2 separate regions of the Homo sapiens genome follow, and region 2 is linked to region 1. The links are chromatin contacts, found by Hi-C or POLR2A ChIA-PET in ENCODE. All regions are on one chromosome and are shown on one strand. The core of a region is the stretch at or near the end of the contact, and the rest is flanking DNA. Distances in the headings are between cores, read along the strand shown. Region 1 holds the start of CNOT1 (CCR4-NOT transcription complex subunit 1). Region 2 holds the start of COQ9 (coenzyme Q9).

Region 1 (6,034 bases), core at 2,115-4,614:
CAAAATGGCAGACTACTAGGCTGGGCACGGTCACTCATGCCTGTAATCCCAGCACTTTGGGAGGCCGACGCGGGTGGATCACGAGGTCAAGAGTTCGAGACCAGCCTGACCAACATAGTGAAACCCCGTCTCTACCAAAAATACAAAAATTAGCTGGGTGCAGTGGTGCGCGCCTGTAATCCCAGCTACTTGGGAGGCTGGGGCAGGAGAATCGCTTGAACCCAGGAGGCGGAGGTTGTAGTGAGCTGAGATCGCACCACTGCATTCCAGCCTGGGCAACAGGGTGAGACTCCGTCTCAAAAAAAAAAAGGCAGACTACTATTTTTGTTAATGTGGGACAAAATACTCATAACAAATATTTTGCAAAATTTTTTTTTAATTTAATTTTCTTTTTTGTAAAGACAGGGTCTCACCATGTTGCCCAGGCTGGTCTCTAACTCCTAGTCTCAAGCATCCTCCTCCCTCATCCTCCCAAAAAGCTAGGATACAGGCTTGAGCCACTTGCCTGGGCCAAAAAAATTAGTCCCAAAATATGACAGCACTCAATTAGAATTATTGTGGACAAATTCCATTCTCTGGTATTGGGTACCAAAGACGTGTTTGTTATTACACAGAAAGAAATAATCAAGTTCATAAATTCAAACTGGTTAAAAAGAAAGCTTCTCGGCTGGGCACCGTGGCTCACGTCTGTAATCCCAGCACTTTGGGAGGGTGAGGCGGGTGGATCATGAAGTTAAGAGTTCGAGACCATCCTGGCCAACATGGTGAAACCCTGTCTCTATTAAAATACAAAAATTAGCTGGGTGTGGTGGCGGGCACCTGTAGTCCCAGCTACTCGAGGGGCTGAGGCAGAATTGCTTGAACCCTGGAGGCAAAGGTTGCAGTGAACCGAGATTGTGTGCTGCTGCACTCCAGCCTGGTGACAGAGCGAGACTCCATCTCAAAAAAAAAAAAAAAAAAAAAGTTTCTCATAACCAGATCAGAATCTATCCTAAAACATACTCAGAAAAAGTAACATGCAAGGTAATTTGAAATCAGACTTTAAAGCATGTTTTGAAAAGATGGCAAGCATTTCCATTTGTTTTCATAGCTTTTTTTAATGACTTGACTCCAAATAAGAAGGATGTCTTATTATTTAGCTTGACAACATCTATGTTAAAGAGACTAGGATCTAAACCCCGAAGAGAAATTCAGAAACTAGAAAAAAAGAAAATGAACCCGGGGTGTTAAGCTGGGAACCAAAAAGAGCACATTTCAATTCTTTTCCACCGTAATGCCACAAAACCGTACCTTAAAACTTCTAAGATTACAATCTTAGGTAAGAAAAGGAAATATTTTCAGTTACAAATAGACATGTCTTTGCGCCTTCATTCTAGACTTTTTTTTGAGACGGAGTCTCCCCGTCCCCCAGGCTGGAGTGCAGTAGCTCTATCTCGGCTCACTGCAACCTCCGCCTCCCGGGTTCAAGCAATTCTCCTGCCTCAGCCTCCCAAGTAGCTGGGATTACAGGCACCTGCCACCACGCCCGGCTAATTTTTGTATTTTTAGTAGAGACGCGGTTGTGACATGTTGGCCAGGCTGGTCTCGAACTCCTGACCTCTGGTGATTCACCTACCTTGGCCTCCCTAAGTGCTGGGATTACAGGCGTGAGCCACCGCGCCCAGTCGATTCTAGACTTGTTTCCACTAAGACTTGGGGAACCCACACTTGTTGAAAAGGAACTAACTCTCCAAACTAGTTTTATCAACATGCTATCATTTCAGTCAAAGCACAGCTAGCCACCTAAAACCATGTATCATCAATGCATATTCTCCTTAGACAAGGTAACAATTTGCAGTATCCTAAAACATAATTATTTAAACTGTTACCACATGTCTTCTTAATAGCTAAAATACTCTGCTGCCAATCTTTAAAAGGGTAGGAATACCAACCGGGACCACAGATCACTTAAGTATTAAACCCAAGTACCTATAGAAAAAAATTGTTCTTAATCTGTTTGACCTTCCTCCTAATATTTTACTTGCCTTCCCTCATTTTTTTAATCCATGTATTCCCTATTCCTATCAAAGGGGCTGTCATAAGGAAAACGTTCGGCATTGTTTCAAACAGTATAATTATATTCACTCAATCACTGACTTAAAAAAAAAAAAAAACCCAAGTAGTCACAGGCTATCGAATTGTAGAGAAATCGGCAGGGTAGGTTAAGCATTGTTACTCAGTTTTCAGGAAGAAAACAGACTTTATTAGAGTCCTAAGAAATGTGACATTTGATTAACTTCATGGGAAAAGTTTGTCATAAAGTTTATTTTAAATACAACATTTTCAAACGCACAGATGTCAAGCATTCTTTTTTAATCTACAAAGCTTACTCCTCGGGGAGTTAGTATCTGTGAGCCCTCTTGGGTGAATTCTGCAAAGGAGGTGGTACTGAAAAAGTATTATTTGTGTTTGGCCTTAAGTACCTCTACAAGACCTGCCGTGGATCTTATCAGCCTTGAGGCCTACAAGTGCTCAGCTCACTAGCGGGACACTTGTCCTGGGTGAGCAGGACCGCCACTACTGCAGACACCGGACCGAGTAGGTGGGGGCCAACTTCAAAGAAAGTGTGAGCGCCCAGGCGCGCGAGTGGAACAAAACCTGTAGCAAGTAATAAGGAAGTGCTTGCTCCCGCCCGCCCTTCCCATCCGGGGACACCCGAAACCTGGGGGGCTTTGACAACGTGCTGGGGGCGTAAGACGGGGAGAGTGGCAGCTCCGAGTACACGGAGAAGAACTGGAAACATGCAAAAACTCCAAACACGGTCCCCCCCGCCAGAAGCCCTAGGCCTCGGAAGCCGATGCCCACTGCAACCATCAGGGAGCAGAGACAGAAACAGTAGTTAAGGAGGTCGTGGAGGTCTCAGAGGGGTGCAACCCGCGCGAAGCCAGGCCCAGCGACACGAACTGCCGCCGCTGCCGCCCCCTGAGCCTCCAGGCCCGGGACAGAGACCACCATGGGTCTCACCCCGCGCTCTACCCTCCGCTTCCTGGAGCCTTCTCGCTGGCCTCTCATCTTCAGAGCGCGAAGCCTCCGAGAGCCGTGTGGAGAAGAGTCCGCCCTCTCCCGCCTCGTCCCACTTCCCCGTCCCGGCTGCCTCTCACTCCCTAGAGCTCCGGGAAACGCTTCCAGTGGCCCCAGGTCCACCCCTGTTCCTCCTCCCACCGGCTCTCGCGTTCCCAAGCTGACACCGCCACCCTACCCTAGCCCCTGACGCCAACCCGCCTCACCTCAGGCGGCTCCGGCAGCGCTGGACACAGGAAACTCCTGGGTCCCCGACTCCGGCTCTCCTCGACCCCCTCTTCGGTTAACTCCGCTTGTTTCTCTACAAAATGGCGCCGGAGGTCGCGCGCTCACGTCGCGGCCTTTCCCCTCCCCGTTCCCATTTCATCATTCGCTGCCCGCCCGAGGAGGGATGGCCCCAGAGCCAGCCAATGGCCGCGCCCCGCCTGTGGCTTCTACCCAATCACCGACAGGTGCCCGCGGATTTAAACCAATCACACTCTATCACTTGCAGAAGTCGAGGAAGAAATCAGGCTCCTGCTAGCAACTACCAATCCGGCCTCCTACTTCGCGGACTTTGGCCAATTGCCGCTCACCAGGCCCAGGGGACCGGAGTCAGAGCCCTCGCGCCTGCGCTCGAGGCGAGGGCCAATAGGGAGAGGCTGATAACTTCGATTTGGGGCTTCACGTACTTCCCACCTGCCCTGGAGGGCTGCGACCAGTGGGGCTTGGCATTGCCTTTGAGGAACAATAAATTATGGAAGGGGCCCATAACTCCTCGCCACCCTGCGCGGGAACTACTTTGAATTACAGTGAAACAGCTTTCCTCCACTTTCCTTCCTCTTTCGAAATGTCACGGTCCAGTAGACTTCGGGGATTCCCAACCGAAACAATCCCCTCCCCTAGTGTCCCTTTGGCGGGGAACGCCAGCCAGAAAGCAAGCCAGGTTGTGACTAGAGTTGGGGCGCTTTGCATCCTGGGATGTGTAGTCGCGCTCCTCTACCCCGTTCCCATCGCAGAAGTAATGCGTCTTCGTTCGTCGCTGCGCCCTAGAAGGAGCAGTGCATGCTGGGGGTTGTAGTCACCCAGGTGGCCACCTTGTCCTCGCTTGCTTCGCTTTGGTCAAGGGAACTTTCTGTTTTAGTTCTGTCTATTGAAGAAGGGACACCTTCCAGAGACGCCTTCCAGAGACGTAGGAGACGCAAGTTCTCTTCCTGGCTTAAGTCCTAGAAGCCGTCTAAGAAAGGATACCCATGTCCTTTGCTCTCAAGAGAAAAAGCATAGAAACATATTTTGCTATGGTTTGTTTGTTAACTATGATAGTTGGTAAGATTTTATACTCACCTGTACCCAAAAGAGAAAGGATTGGGAAGGAAGTGTTGACTGGTTAGCTCTATTACCTTTTGAAATTAAGGCCGGGCGCGGTGGCTCACGCTTGTAATACCAGCTCTTTGGGAGGCTGAGGCGGGTGGATCACGACGTCAGGTGATCGAGACCATCCTGGCTAACACGGTGAAACCCCATCTCTACTAAGATACAAAAAATTAGCCGGGCGTGGTGGCGCACACCTGTAATCCCAGCTACTTAGGAGGCTGAGGCAGGAGAATCGCTTGAACCCGGGAGGCGTGGGTTGCAGTGAGCAGAGATCGCGCCACTGCACTCCAGCCTGAGCGACAGAGCAAAACTCTGTCTCAAAAAAAAAAAAAAAAAAAAAAAGGCAGGGCGCTGCGGATCACGCCTGCAATCCCAGCACTTTGGGAGGCCGAGGCGGGCGGATCACGAGGTCAGGAGATGGAGACCATTCCGGCTAACACGGTGAAACCCCGTCTCTACTAAAAATACAGAAAAATTAACCGGGCGTAGTGGCGGGCGCCTGTAGTCCCAGCTACTCGGGAGGCTGAGGCAGGAGAATGGCGTGAACCCGGGAGGCAGAGGTCGCAGTGAGCCGAGATCGCGCCGCTTGACTCCAGCCTGGGCGACTGAGCGAGACTCCGTCTCCAAAAAAAAAAAAGAAAAGAAAAAGAAATTCAAACCTATCCCTGTGCTCACCCCTGTCCTCAGACTAGGCTCAGTAGGTGGTCTTCTGGCCATCTCTCTCATATTACCTCTCGTGCCCAAAAAAATACTTAAAAAAAATTATGGTAAGAAACACATGAAATTTACCATCTTAATCATTTTTAAGTGTAGAATACAGTAGTGTTAACTATATGCATATTGTTGTACAACAGATCTCTAGAACTTTTTCATCTTGCAAAACTGAAACTACATCTGTTGTTTAACACCTTCCATTTCCCCCTCCCCCTAGTCCCTGACAATCACTATTCTTCTTTATGTTCCTGAGTTTGATTACTTTAGATACCTCATATAAGTGGAATCATGCAGTATTTGTCTTTTTGTGACTGGCCTAGTTAACTGAGCATATGTCCTAAAAACACATCTTTTTTTTTTTTTTTTTTTTTTTTTTTTTTTTTTTTTTTGAGACGGAGTTTTGCTCTTGTTGCCCAGGCTGGAGTGCAATGGTGCAATCTCAGCTCACTGCAACCTCCGGCCTCCCCAGTTCAAGCAAGACTCCTGCCTCAGCCTCCCAGGTACCTGAGATTGCAGGCACGTGCCACCACACCCAGCTAATTTTTGTATTTTTAGTAGACACAGGGTTTCACCATGTTGGTCAGGCTGGTATTGAACTCCTGACCTCAGGTAATCCACCCGCCTCAGCCTCCCAAAGTGCTGGGATTACAGGCATGAGCCACCAAGCCCAGCCTAAAAATACTTTTCGACACCTCCCTTTCCTTAGTTGGAGGCCAGGTCTTTCAGCCTACATTTACTGAGTCCCTTGTGCTTTCAAGCAACTGTGCAAGAGCAGAACTGTGCAAGAGCCAGGGACCCCACATATAGTAAGAAGAAGGATCACTTCCGTCTTGTTCACAGCTGTATTCTCAGCACCTAGTATTGTGTCTGGCACATGGTAGGCATATGTGCAAATAGGCCTTGCAGG
Region 2 (6,066 bases), core at 2,964-5,463, 1.2 Mb before region 1:
AGTAGCTGGGATTACAGGCGTGCACCACCATGCCCGTCTACTTTTGTATTTTTTTAGTAGACGGGGTTTCTCCATGTTGGTCAGGCTGGTCTTGAACTCCCAGCCTCAGGTGATCCACCCGCCTCAGCCTCCCAAAGTGATGAGATTACAGGTGTGAGCCACGGCATCCAGCTAATTCTGTGGTGTTTTTGTTTGTTTGTTCTGTTTTTTGAGACAGAGTCTCACTCCGTCACCCAGGCTGGAATGCAGTGGCACAATCTCAACTCAGTGCAACCTCCGCCTTCAGCGTTCAAGCAATTCTCATGCCTCAGCCTCCCAAGTAGCTGGAATTACAGGTGGACGCCACCACACCTGGCTAATTTCTGTATTTTTAGTAGCAACAGAGTTGTTGGCCAGGCTATTCTCAAACTCCTGACCTCAAGTGATCTGCCCACCTCGGCCTCCCAAAGTGCTGGGATTACAGACATGAGCCACCGTGCCTGGCCAATTTTGGTTTTTAAATCCCTAAACAGCACACAATCAAGAACTGAAACTTTTAACTGGCACATGATGTCGAGGAAGAACCCTTGCAAACTTCAAGGTGTGCAATATGGGATCAATCTCCCATTTAAGAACCAGCCAGGCAAGATGGGAGTATGGATTGCTGGGCATTAAGTTATAAGAAAAAAAAAATGACCTGTTTCTAGAATGATGTTGGAATAGGTTCTTCCTTGGGACAATAGAAAGGGATGAAAAAGACCCCACCTACTAGACTACCACAACTTTGCACTGTACTTACAGAAAAACCCTCATAAAGGAAACGAAGGGCAAAAGCTTACTTATTAGCTAGAGAAAACAAGCCAAATGTCTAGACCTTTTCAGCAACATTTACGGAGGCTTTTATAGGGCACAGGTTTTGAGTGCAGATGACCTAGGGTTCTATTTACCACTGGATCTTATGGGCACATGACCATGGATAAGTTACTAGACTCTTTGAATTTGTTTTCTCATCAGTAAAGTAGGGATAAAAACCTCATATTTTGCGAGGCTGCTGTAAGAAGCAAATGAGAAGATAAAAATAAGCAAGGCACTCGGCAGGCTCTGGCACACAGAGCTCTGTAAAGTAATGTTCTAGAACTCTGGGCTTCCACTTCTCTGTGGCTAGTTTACCTGCCTTTGCTTCAAGCAGTCCTATAAAACCCTGCTTCTCCTTAGCCATGCCTGATAGGAGGACACTCCAGGGAGTGATGGGAACCTGCTTTTTCATTGTTAGAATTAGTGTAAGAGCTGCGCTTTATGATCTTTGGACAGTACTCCAGTGGGACTGTGTCAGTAAATTAGAAGAATGTAAAATGCTTTGCGTTCCGTATCTCCCAAAACTAATCTTATGGCAAGAGGAGCTTATGAACTACATTCATTAAACATCAACCCTCAAAAAACAGGCATAGCCACTACTTTCAGTCAGCATTTTTCAAATAAAATAGGAGATAATATTCTTTTAAATATCTAAAGCCAAAGTGTGATACTTTTCATCATCAGAATTTTATGTTGCTGTTGTGAATTTGTCTTTTAAAACAAAAAAACCCGTAAGGAAAAAGTGTCCAGTATCTAAGACAACATGCTTAGAAGCTGTGAGTCAGGACCCAGTTTCATAATAAGAGGTAGCATCATTGTCACGTCACTGAGCTTGTTGGGTACCTCTCCAACTCTGACTGAGGCACACACATGTGCATGGCCCTTCTAAAATGTTACTGGCAGGCAGTAAAAGCGGATGTCTGAGAACAGACTGTTTTTTAGGTGCCCAGTAAGCATCAAATCTTGAGGCATTTGGTCTCTCTTCTGGTGAAAGGGGACAAAAGCAAAAAATAACACTGAAGTTTGGGCTTCAGTTCAAAAAATTCTTTAACTCGGGTGCATAAAAGAGTTCCAAGAATACTGACAGTTATCAGAAAGGAAAATCCTAATTAAAATTAACTAACTGGGCTGGGTGCAGTGACTCACACCTGTAATCCCACACTTTGGGAGGCTGAAGCAAGTGGATCACCTGAGGTCAGGAGTTCAAGACCAGCCTGGCCAACATGGAGAAAACCCGTCTCTACTAAAAATACAAAGATTAGCTGGGCATGGTGGCGTGCACCTGTAATCCCAGCTACTTGGTAGACTGAGGTAGGCAGAATTGCTTGAACTCAGGAGGCGGACGTTGTAGTGGACCAAGATCTTGCCACTGCACTCCAGCCAGGGAGACAGAGTGAGACTCCATCTCAAAATAAAAAAAAATTAAATTAAAAACATAAAATTAACTAACTGAAGCTCTTGTGCACATACATGTCACTGCCTGGCCTCTGGGTGACCAGTACCAAGTGGGCCTAACCAGCCTGCTGTGCAATCCAAGTCAGCCATTGCCCCTCTCTGGGCCTCAGTTTCCCTGCCAGCTTTAGCAGAATGGTAGGAAGGCACAATTACAACCTGCAAATGAGACCTAAGAAACCTACTATGTGCCTGTCCCTACACGGGAGACAGACAAGAAGACACTTGTTCCCTGCCCTCAAGAGAACGCTCTGTCTAGACACTTAGACTAAGACCTTAGAGGTTTTTTTTTTTTTTTTTTTTTTTTTTTTTTTGGCAGAGTCTTGCTCTGTTGCCCAGGCTGGAGTGCAATGGCACAATCTTGGCTCACTGCAACCTCCGACTCCGGGGTTCAAGCGATTCTCCCGCCTCAGCCTCCCAAATAGCTGGGATTACAGGCACCCACCACCACACCCAGCTAATTTTTGTATTCTTTGTAGAGATGCGGTTTCGCCATGTTGCCCAGGCTGGTCTCGAACTCCTGAGCTCAAGTGATCCACACGCCGCAGCCTCCCAAAGTGCTGGGATTACAGGCATGAGCCTGGCCCAGAATTTTTTTTAAAAAGTGAGAATCAACAATGAAACAGGAACGTCTCCAGGCATTTGGCGTGTGTCAGGAATTAGGGTTTCAGAAAGGATACCCAAATGTTAGTTTCCACAGGAAAGGCTCATTCAAAGATGGATGGATAGAACTCAGAAACAAATCCTTATGGAGAGGAGTGTTTTACCTAAAACCAGAAATATGGATCTAAAATTTTAACCTTTGGGGTAAGTTTTGGCTTAGGAGGTCTTCCCCGCACCCGTGCAGGGGGGAGCCGGATATTCTGAAAAGACTAGATTTGACAAGGGGTGTGCAAAGCACAACTTTAACAGACACAATGATGGGGTCTGACTGCAAACACAAAATCGACAGAATCACATGCTCTTGTCGTCAGTTACTCTTAGCCCAAAAACCGTTTACTTCTTCCTACTAAGCCTTCTCTGATGACACCCCCGTGAAGTGCTCTGTTAGTGGCTAGACCGTGACCTCCTTGAGCCATCCAGAGCTTGGCACTCAGTAATGTCAGAATGAAGGGCACCAGCCTTTCCCGAACTTGCAGATCCTACAAATCACCCGAGGGAGTGGTTAAAATGAGATTCCTGGACCACACCCAGACCCACTCAATCAATCCTTCTGGACAAAGGCCTAGCTGTCTGTTCTAGTAACAAGCATCCTTCCGATCTGGATACTTAATTATATCAACTCAACACGCTGGGGGTTCGGACAAGTTGCAGGTTCGAAATTACAATCGTGAGCTCAGGTACCCCCCGACTCCAAGGCTTTCGTGCTTTGCTGCCAGGAACCCCCAGGGACCAAAACGTCACGGGGACTGAGGCCCAAGGTCACAACGATTGGCTACTGGTAGGACCGGGTCTCAGAACCAGGTCTCCCCGATCCCAAGCTCGGAGCCGTTTCTCCTCAGCGTGGTGTCCCCGGGGCCTCAGAGTAGGGCCGGCTGCGCAAGGGACGAGGCAGCCGGGGAACGGCAGAAATTCCCAGTCAGGACCCCAGGGAGGTTAGGGCCGGCCCTGGCCCCTCACACCGACTTCTCAGGAATAAACCAGCCGGGGCTTTCAGCGGGGCGGCCGTGGCTGCGTTCCCATCGAGGAACGGGGTGGGAAGAGAAAATGAGAGGATGTGGGAACGAGGGTGGGCCGGGAGGGGACAGTTGAGGGAGCTCTGGCGCTCAGCTGGCCCCCACCACTCTCACCTGCCGCCTGGGCTCGCTCCCGGCTTCTCTCCAGCCGTCGACTCCACGCCTTGCGCCTCTCGCGAGAGGAGGAGGCTCCACGGAGCGACGACTTCCGCCCTCCTTAGGGCCGTGGTCCCGTAGCTACCGGTCGCGTCGCCGTGGGCGACGTGCCCGCTTCCAAAATGGCGGCGGCGGCGGTATCTGGTGCGCTTGGCCGGGCGGGCTGGAGGCTCCTGCAGCTGCGATGCCTGCCCGGTGAGGGGGCTGCCAAGCCGGGGAGAGGCGGGGAGCGCGGAGGGGGCGCGAGGCCGGCTTCAGCTGGGTTCGACGGTGGGGGGAAGAGGCCGTTGGGGCGGCCCACGAGCAAGGTGAGGTGAAGGGCATCGGCGCGGGCTCGGGCGAGCCGCCTGGCTAGCTTCGGCCCTGCTCCGCTGTCTGTGAGGGGCAGATGCAGCGGGGCAGGGCCTGTCACCCCCATTTCATGGAGTTGGCAGAGCCTCAGAGAGGGCTCGGGGTACGAAAGTCACGCAGCCTGAGCCTGTTGGTTACAGAACTGGCAGTCGCAGACCCATTCTCAAGTCCATTGCCAAGTCCACTGGAAGGACAGGTGGACACGGCCACAGAGAGCCTAGTCCATTGTTTCCCGAAAGCCAGCCGTTTCCTCACCACTTCACGAATTCTGTGATACTCTCTTACCACCTTTGCCACTATGTACTCAGTATTTTTATTTTTAAATAGGAGTTCTTAAAGAGGAAACTTTATATCATTGTCATAAATGGAAAACTAATATCGCCTTCCTTAATTAGAACGTATGCATTAACACTTTAGCATACATACATAACTGATGAAACGTTCACCTGTATTTCACCTAAAATCTTCTCATGACCCTCAGTGGTACTACAGTCATACTTTGCATCTGCTCCTTCCTTTTCAAAGTTTTGCGGATATTTGTGCCGTATCTTTCAGTACATGTATTAAAATATTGATATTTTGGCACATACTATTCTGTTTCTTTTTTTTCTTTTTTTTTTTTTTCTGAGACAGGGTCTGGCTCCTCAGCCTCCCAAGGAGCTGGGACTACAAGTGCGTGCCACCCTACTTGGCTTAATTTTGTTGTTGAGACAGAGTCTCACTCTGTCACCCAGGCTGGAGTGCAGTGGTACAATCTCGGCTCACTGCAGCCTCTACCTCCTGGGTTCAAGTGATTCTCCTGCCTCAGCCTTCCTAGTAGCTGGGGTTGTGCCACCATGCCCAGCTAATTTTTTATTTTTAGTAGACGGGGTTTCACCATGTTGGCCAGGCTAGTCCAAAACTCCTGACCTCAAGTTATCTGCCTGCCTCAGCCTCCCAAAGTGTTGGGATTACAGGTATGAGCCACCGCCTAGCCCCCTTTTGTTGTATTTATACAAAATTCCAAACTAAAGATGTGTAGTAAAAGTAATGTCTATGACCCCGCAAATCCACCAAGAGAAATGAAGGTATGTGTCTACAAAAAAGTTAGTACAAGTATATTCATAGCAATTTTATTCATAGTAGCCAAACACAGAAACAGTCCAGTTGTCTAGCAACAGAATAGTATTTTTTTTATGGAATACTATTCTGCAATAAAAACTAAAAATCAGTCAAAGAGAAAGCTGGACACTAAAGTGATAAGGACCATTTTTAATCAGTAATAACTATTGCAATAGGGAAAAGAGTCTAGCATGAACGGAGCCCAACCTTGAGTTTAGAGCATGCAGAAGTCACTGGGTGTTTCAAAGAAAAAATGAGGGAGGAGGGAGGAAGGCAGGTGGGGACTCAGTAGAGTCAGGATAGTGAATAATTATAAATAAGATTGGTCTGCTAGCTGGCAGTTAACAAAGTTAGGATTCTGTTTTCCCACAGGGAGACAAGCCCTATCCTTCTTAAGTGTTAGCCTGAACAAACAGTAAAATTTTTTTTGACAGCCTTGAGTTTTCTCAGGCAGGCACTTTAAAGGGGGGTAGGGTTATCTTAAGGGATGTGGCCC

The links. A loop is a pair of places that touch in the nucleus more often than their neighbours do. ChIA-PET counts read pairs that join two places held with the same protein, here RNA polymerase II (POLR2A). Pooled maps may share reads with other maps.
Region 2: a map of CD8-positive, alpha-beta T cell shows a loop between it and region 1 (11-fold over the local background). The contact joins the promoter of COQ9 here to the promoter of CNOT1 in region 1. A Hi-C loop is called at or near these places in 2 of 168 maps with a recorded cell type or tissue (CD8-positive, alpha-beta T cell and naive thymus-derived CD4-positive, alpha-beta T cell) and 9 of 50 pooled maps. POLR2A ChIA-PET finds 5 or more read pairs at or near these places in 1 of 52 experiments (activated B cell).

What each region holds. Positions count from the first base shown.
Region 1 is chr16:58,626,462-58,632,495 of GRCh38, forward strand. CNOT1 (CCR4-NOT transcription complex subunit 1) reads right to left here and starts at 3,365. Exons shown (of 49, transcript NM_016284.5): 1 at 3,267-3,365. RefSeq lists enhancers at 2,442-3,118, 3,119-3,794, 3,243-3,452, 3,743-4,232.
Region 2 is chr16:57,443,266-57,449,331 of GRCh38, forward strand. It overlaps COQ9 (coenzyme Q9), which reads left to right and starts at 4,214. Exons shown (of 9, transcript NM_020312.4): 1 at 4,214-4,313. The coding sequence starts at 4,241. CIAPIN1 (cytokine induced apoptosis inhibitor 1) reads right to left here and starts at 4,120. Exons shown (of 9, transcript NM_020313.4): 1 at 4,077-4,120. RefSeq lists an enhancer at 4,032-4,326.